3 separate regions of the Mus musculus genome follow, and all the other regions are linked to region 1. A link is a loop called in an ENCODE intact Hi-C map of the cell type or tissue named here. Cell type or tissue: heart. All regions are shown on one strand.

Region 1 (2,500 bases):
ACTGTTTCTTTTTGTTTTTTGTTGTTGTTGACTCACACTTTCTGTCATTGAAACACCTATGGTGTGGGCATCCACCACGGCAGCAGGTAGGTCATATGATAGATCCAGAACACATCTACTAGTGAAGCAAAACGTCCAGAAGCTTTGGGGAGCCTTGAATGTTGAACAAATGCATTGAATGTTCCACCAACTTTCTCTAAGCCAGGGAGCTCTTTGCTCTCCACGCTTACATAAACTTTGAACACTGGTTTATATAACACTGGTGCTTAGAGAGCTCCTTGCCTGTGTAAGAAATCCCAACACAAAAGGAAACCAAGTGGAAAAACAAGGAAAATTCCTCTCGTTTACTCACGGTTTCCCCCCAAGCCAACCTACACAGCTGAAGAACATCTTTGCCCCCTACTGCTTTGAGGCTCACGGGGTATTGTGTATTTGAGAAGAAGGGCTCTTTTGTACCCTGTACGTCAGGTACACCCCCACCGCCAGCACTTAGAATCTTCTACTGCATAAGGTTCTTAAATTTGTGATACTATAAAAATGAACAAGAACAGCCAGGGCTATACAGAGAAACCCTGTCTTGAAAAACAAACAAACAAGCAACCCCCCCAAAACAAAAAAAAACAAAAAAGAATGAACAAGAAGGACTAATTTCTCTTCCCTGTGGAACACAGAATATGAGGAATTCTGGGTATTTATGTGGGAAGGGAGCCTTTACACTGCCTTTTCCCACAAAGGATGTATTTGGAGACAAGCTTAGAAGGAGAGAGACATTAAAGTTGCTTCTTTTAGTCTCATTAAAGATGCACCTGTGTTTTCTTTCTTGCTGTGGCTATTCAAAACTGTTGCGTTCTAGACTGCCGCCAGTCACGTTAGGTGGGTGTTTTCCTTGTTATTGTTTTGGTTTTGTTTTTTAGATGTGGATGGAACTTCAGAAACTGAACTTTGGTCATGCCCTGTCTCAGAGTTCAGAGTGGTTTGCACCTTTCAGCTCCGGCTTCTGAAATCAATGTACAATGTTGAATCTTGGATTTTCGTGGCACATTTCCTGAAAGGTTTATCTCTAGGCCCATCTTGTTTTTTTCTTTCCCTGAGAAAGACCCACATGTAACTTTGTACCCCACCGAGGAAATGTGTGGAACGTTAAGAGGCGAGCATGGTCTCCGTGGCCTCCCTTGACAATGGTGCTTACTTGCAAAGGCCGGAAGAACACAATGGTTCCTGCTTCCTCTTGGGTCCTGCCGGGTTTGGTTTTTGCTCTCCTGCGCCACCTGCTGTCAGGAGCACCACAGGCCTGCTTCCCGGCTTGCAGCCCTAGCAAGCCCGGCAGGAGCCAGAGCCAAACCCTTGGTCCCAGCAGATGTTGCTTAGGCTGCCAGGTTTCTGTCCAGACCTTATCTTTGTTGCCTCGTCTGGCTCCTAGCTCAGAATTCCAGTGTCCCCAAATGACTTGCCTTGCAGTCACGCAGACCCTGAGCTCACTGGCCAGAAGGAAGGAGTCTGCCAGTTTGAGGGCTGCTGAAGGGCAATTCTTGCTAGCTTTCTGAATGTGTGGTCAGTGGAAACTTGCTTTAGCAGTGAAAACGCACAAACATTTCTTTTGAAAGGGCAACGGGCATATGACATTTGTCCTTTAATGGACTTTCATCACATCCTCAATTTGTACCAATTGACAGCCCCCACCCCCCACCCCTACCCCCGTCCCAGTTTTCTCAAGTTTGATTTTTGGTTCATTGTGTTGTTTAAACTCTTGGGACTTTCCTGCATCCTCACCAATGAGTTAGTGATTTTAAACAAAGGACCACAGAGAGAAAAGGTTTGCTTTTCTTGCCTTCCGATGGTTCCCTGTTCTAGTCTGATCAGCTCTTGACAATAGGTTCTTACACATTTGTCCCTTAAACATATACTTACACATGTAATATAAGCATGGCATATTGGAGGCTCACCTCAAAACGTCACTGTAATGCCAAGACTCTAGCTGATCAAAATCCTCTAGGTATCATTTTCGAGGTAGGTCTCACTCTGTAGCATAGGCTAACCTCCAACTTATGGTTCTCCCACCTTAGCCTGTAGAGTGTTGGGATTACAGGTGTACCTCTGTGTCTGTCTCAAACTTCATCTAAAAAATTCTTTGCTATTTGTCTATCAAAAGGGAAAGGTGGCCCCGAGATCTCAAATGCTCATTTCCAATTTAATTCCTTAAATAAAGCTGACTTTGTAGAATGGCTGACTTCTGCAGTTACTCTGATAAGCGTGAGGCACATGACCAGCAATTGTTTTTTGAAATTAGAAGGGAAAAAATAAAACTCAGAAATATATGCATAAAAGAGACTTGAGATAAACGCAAGTCAGAACTTCCTGAGAGCAAAGGTTACATGATACTCTTGGGAAAGAGAAGAAGTGAGTGGCTGTGCCAGCAAGAGCCCTCGAGCGAGGGGGCACATTCATTTTGCTCAGTAAGCACTTACTAAATTCCTGCTCTGTGTTAGCACTGGGAGGTGCT
Region 2 (2,500 bases), 230 kb before region 1:
CTGACTTCCGCATGAGCGCTGAGGTGCATGAACACACACGCGTGCGCACACAAACACACACACACACACACACACACGCATACAGACACACACAGACACACATATGTGTGTGCACACACACAACTCATGCACGCATGCAAGAATGCACGCAGTATACCCATAACCACACATACACGCAGGCATGTGCACATATGCATGCGTATACATTTATTGTGTGTGGATGAGTGCTCCCATGCCATGACTGGCATGTAAGGGTCAGAGGGCAGCTTGTAACTGGACTCAAATAAATTTCTAAAACTTTTTAAAAGGGTGAAGATTACAATTTATCTATCTATGTATCTATCTATGTATCTATCTATGTATCTATCTATGTATCTGTCTATGTATCTATCTATGTATCTATCTATGTATCTATCTATGTATCTATGTATCTATGTATCTATGTATCTATGTATCTATGTATCTATCTATCTATCTATCTATCTATCTATCTATCTATCTATCTATCTATCTATCTTGCAGTTCACACAGCTCTGGGGTGATTAATACATCTTCTTCCTGTTCCAGAGGTACCAGATTTAGAAAATAAGAACCCAGAACTCCTAAAATTAGATTTCTTATGGGGTTATTGAGACATGTATGCTAACAAGCCAACTGTTTATCGGAAATGTAAATGTATCTGACCATTGTGCGCTTTCATCTGTCGACTGTACCCTGTCTCCAAAGAGAGAAAGCTGAGCTTGGTGTTCTCTCAAGCATGCTTGAATTTTGGACATGACTATGTTTTTAAAAGGACAATTTGAAAACACCCTATCAATGTACCAACGTTCAAATTCTCTGTTACAGTTTCGTCAGAAACCCTTTGAACTGTGCTTGCTTCACGGTATCCCCTCATGGAATCATTTTTAAGTGAATCCTAAGGAACAAAACAGTGGCAGAGCAGTTTGAAAACACAAAGGGCCTCAGGACAATTGTGAAGGAAAGCAGAGCAGATCACTGTACCAAGTACCCCAGGGAAACCACACCGTGGAAAGGAATCCCTGAGGAGGGCCGAGTGGAATATTCTCCCTAGGCACACATTTAATCAAACTTCAAAAGAAAGACAGCCATTCCCTTTGGAAGCCATTATATAATGAAGTCAACCCTGCTTTCAACTCCAAAACTAATTACTGGATTTATTCTTCTTACTTAATCTATTCCCAGGTATTTGGACAAAATGCTATTCTCTATTACTTTGCTAAGACAAACAGAAACCATAAGTAACATTAATTTGTCCCTACTAGGTGTGCGCATGCTGATTTTAGAACTACCAGTCAGTATTTGCATATAGAGGAGTCATCACATTTATAAAGAAGGCCCATTACACATAGAGAAGGTTTTTAAATCTAACACACATCAAAGTAGATCCTGGTCTCATAAGGAAAACATCTTATTCTGCAAAGACAAGACACATGGCTCTTTTTAAGATAAGGTCTTACTCCATGACTCAGGCTAGCCTGGGACGCACTGCATAGCTCTCACTGGTTTTGACTGTGCCACAATCCATCTTCCTCAGCTCTTTCTAAGTGCTATGATTACAGGTCTGATTTACTTTATCCAACTTGGAATGTTTGGGTCTTGAAGTCTTAAAGCCACACACTGAAGAGTGGACAACTCATGTGTACCATGTGCACACATAAATAAACCATCACCTAGCACCTGTTAGGGTGGGTATTACTAAACACATATGTAAGTGTTGGTGAGGATGTGGGGAGCAGACCCATGTGCACAGTTGATGGGAATGTCTATCATTACTGTTATTACGAAAAATAGTGTGTATGTTCCTAAGAACTAGAACCTTTATGTGCTCCTACAATCCCTCATTTGATTATGTAGCCAAAGGAAATAAAAAGAGCATCTTAAAGAGGTAATAGCATCCTGCTGTTCATTGTAACAACGTTCATAGACACTGCAACCATAATAAAAGGTGAATGGACAGATAAATTGTGACACATACATATGAACACATACGTATTCATATAAAGGTGGAATATTATTCAGCTTTCAAAGAAGGGGGATTCCTGTCAACTATGTGATGTCACATTTATTAGCAATGGACCTGGAGAACATTATATTATGTGAAATGTGATACATAGAGAGCCAAATCCTGCATGATCCCATTTATATGAAGAAATTGAACTTGTAGAGAAGTCCTGAGTATAATGATGGCTTCTAGTGGCTGGGATTGGAAGACAGGGGAGGACATTGGTCAAAGGTCAGTTATGCAGGATGAATCAGTTCTGTAGACCTATTCTACAGCATGTTGACAATACTTATAGTAATGTAGCACACACTTGGAGTTTTCTACGAGAACTTATCACAGGAGTTTTCGTCAGCTATATAAAGAGTTAACGGAAGTAATAAACATATGAATTGGGTCTACTACGGGGAGAATTTTACAATACATATGCTCATCAGGCTTTATGGTATACATTTGAAATGTATACAATTTTCCCGTCAA
Region 3 (2,500 bases), 490 kb after region 1:
TTCACCCACCATTTTTATTTCCATGCTTGATTCACTGAGCTCAACCACCACTGGGCAGAGAAAAGGGAAGGACAAGATGGCCGCACAGCCAGCCTGCCTGGCAGACTCCGACCCCAGTCAGCCACCACCAGCTAGCTCTCCAAGGGCAGGACCTGAGGCATCTGCCAGATGGGTGCTGGCTTTTGATCAGCACCGAGTTGAGCCAGAGACCTGCTTGAAAGCCGGCAAGCTCCCTGAAATTAGCTAGCAGAAATCTCCCTAGCTTCCTTGACCACATTACTTGAAGAGTTTGAAGACAGATTGGAAAAAAAAATGCATGGATGGGGACCGCACAGTAAAGACCAGACCTTCTTTTCCGAGGACAAGTCATTCCAGCTCAGCCAAGGGAGGCAGGGCACCCTTTCTGCTCTCGTGGGTGGAACTGTGTGTCTTGTGGCCAGATTTAACTATCAGTGCCCCTGCACTCAGCGTGCAGTCTTTTAATCTCATAGGATAACACCTGTAAAACCCGAGACTACTAGAATGGGTCCCCAAGCATCCCTGCCTGGTGTGTGACACGCAAAGGGCTGTTTACAAGACATATGATCATTCCAGCGGGTCCACTCAGCAAGGTCTGCTGGAGGCCTCATCTTTTCAAGAGGTCCTCTGGGGTGTGGGCTGCTATCCTCAGGAAACACAGCTTGCATCCTTAAGGGAGATTCAGAAATCCCCCACAGCTGTTAGGAGGCTGTGTCTGGCCCTGGAAGGAGCAGCCAGGCCAAGGGTTAAACAGAGGCTCAGCGTGTTCTGTGCCTGGCAATAGCAGTCTACATGACTCCAGGCCTCTTGTCTCACAAACCAGTTCAGCTTATTCGCCCCAACCTTCATAAAACCCAGAGGTCCGTCCTAGATCGACAAAGAACTCCAATTCTCCCCAAGCAGGCTTCGTCAAGGTTCAACTGTTGACTCCCGCCTGAATCTCCACGTTCACTCCCTCTGGTCACCCTAGCTGCACGTCTGTTCAGCCCCCCTTTCCTTTGGGGATAAATCAGCGTTTGCGTTTTTTTGTTTTAATTCTTTCAAAGGATGAGGAATGTTGACACTCCTGAAACAAGCCTCTGATGTCTGGTTAGACTTCAGACGGCTGAGTGTGAGCGTACGCTGACGCAATCGGGCCGATTGGGTTAAACCAAATATTACAATCGCAAGAATTCATCTGGAACTAATAATTTTGAGGCCACCGAAAGTAAAAGGGCCCTCTTTGGGCTTGGCCAGTGGCAGAGGCCAGCTCGGGCCAATGCTGCCACCTGCCGTGGGCGCGGGGAACAGGGCGCGCCGCCTCGGCCTTCCTGTTTTGTTCGCGACCCCTATGCACCCACGCAAGGCAGGTTCCTCGCCAGCCAGACCAGGGCTATTTTTAAAACGCTAGCGCCTGTCCCCAGCCCTTAAGGTAAAGATAGCCAGTCTGGCCGCTCACTGTCTTCTCTGAAAAAGGACCTCTTCCCAATTATAGACCCAAGACTGGCTAGCAGGGCACTCGCAGTTGGAGTTCCATTAAGCAAACAACCCCTTGTGCTAAAGAGATCGTGTGTCGCAGGCTCACTTAGAGGAACGCTCATTTAAGGAAGATTGTTTTATTTTGCGGGAGATGAAGGAAACACACAACTCTGGGTTCTGTCGGCACATTGCTGAACTGCAAGTCACGTGCCAGATCCAAAAATGATGAAAACATCTGTTTTTGCTTTAGCCCAGCGAGGCCCCGACGGTGGGGAGGGGCAGGGAAGGGACCGTGGTGGCTTTGCTCATGAGCGCCATCTGCCGAGCCTGCCGGGGAAACGCGTGAGATCCCGGCACAATGCAAGTTGCCGCTCACCCCCGGGGAAAGGAGAGATCAACAGGTGGGGGTCTGTGCCCGGGAGACCACTCTCCTCGGAGGGCAACCCTGGCAGTGCCCTGGGAACTCTGCAACTCTGAGTTGTCTCGGGGTGTTCTCAACAAAGAGATCTTTCCCTGGTGACTGCTCTGGGGCAGAGGAAGAGACCGAGGGTGGCAGCGAATGAATTCTCAGGTTGGAAAGGAAGGCGGTAAGGGGGAGGGGAGGGGCTCTTGGTGTGCAGACAGTAAAATTTGCGGTTCGTGCCGGCTGAAATCTCCCAGAACAAAGAAACCACTTCCCAGCTCCCGCCCTGCACTCCCACCAACCAGCTCTCTTTCCTGCTATGGTTGTGCAGTAGGTCTGAGAATGCTCCAGAGTTCAGAGATACTACTGTCGTCAGGCAGAGCTTGTCCATCCCTTTCTGTGTAACTCGTCCACCCTCAAAAAGCCAGTGGTGGATCCCAGCTCTGAACAGGGACCTCACTGACAGCCATGACATACAACCTTAGCGTTTTGTTCAGTCTTCCCCAAGTTATTCATTGCTTGCCTGCCAAGTGCCTAACACTCCGCACAAGTGTTTGCAAGAAGTATATATGTGTACAAATACGTCAGAGGAAAACGTGTGCGTGTCAGCGTTACACACAA

What was found. A loop is a pair of places that touch in the nucleus more often than their neighbours do. Peaks named below come from ENCODE experiments on the same cell type or tissue, not always from the same donor. Only the 100,000 strongest peaks of a DNase experiment are listed, where the experiment ranks them.
Region 2: a loop joins it to region 1, with 7 times the contacts of the local background. A loop is called at or near these places in 34 of 42 quality-filtered maps.
Region 3: it touches region 1 in a loop (7-fold over the local background); 32 of 42 quality-filtered maps call a loop at or near these places.

What each region holds. Positions count from the first base shown.
Region 1 is chr9:41,460,652-41,463,151 of GRCm38, forward strand. The region is part of intron 3 of Mir100hg (Mir100 Mirlet7a-2 Mir125b-1 cluster host gene); the gene reads left to right. Among named protein-coding and RNA genes, the nearest start is that of Mir100, 70 kb to the right of the region's middle. In heart, no CTCF peak of the experiment used is centred here; a DNase peak (open chromatin) is centred at 1,370; H3K27ac peaks cover 1,074 bases.
Region 2 is chr9:41,230,284-41,232,783 of GRCm38, forward strand. No RefSeq gene overlaps it. Among named protein-coding and RNA genes, the nearest start is that of 1700063D05Rik, 25 kb to the left of the region's middle. RefSeq lists an enhancer at 1-262. In heart, no CTCF peak of the experiment used is centred here; no DNase peak of the experiment used is centred here; H3K27ac peaks cover 215 bases.
Region 3 is chr9:41,949,536-41,952,035 of GRCm38, forward strand. No RefSeq gene overlaps it. Among named protein-coding and RNA genes, the nearest start is that of Gm36227, 32 kb to the left of the region's middle. RefSeq lists an enhancer at 1-2,500. In heart, CTCF peaks have their summits at 1,294 and 1,808; DNase peaks (open chromatin) are centred at 146, 726, 1,296 and 1,786; H3K4me3 peaks cover 1,763 bases; H3K27ac peaks cover 2,500 bases.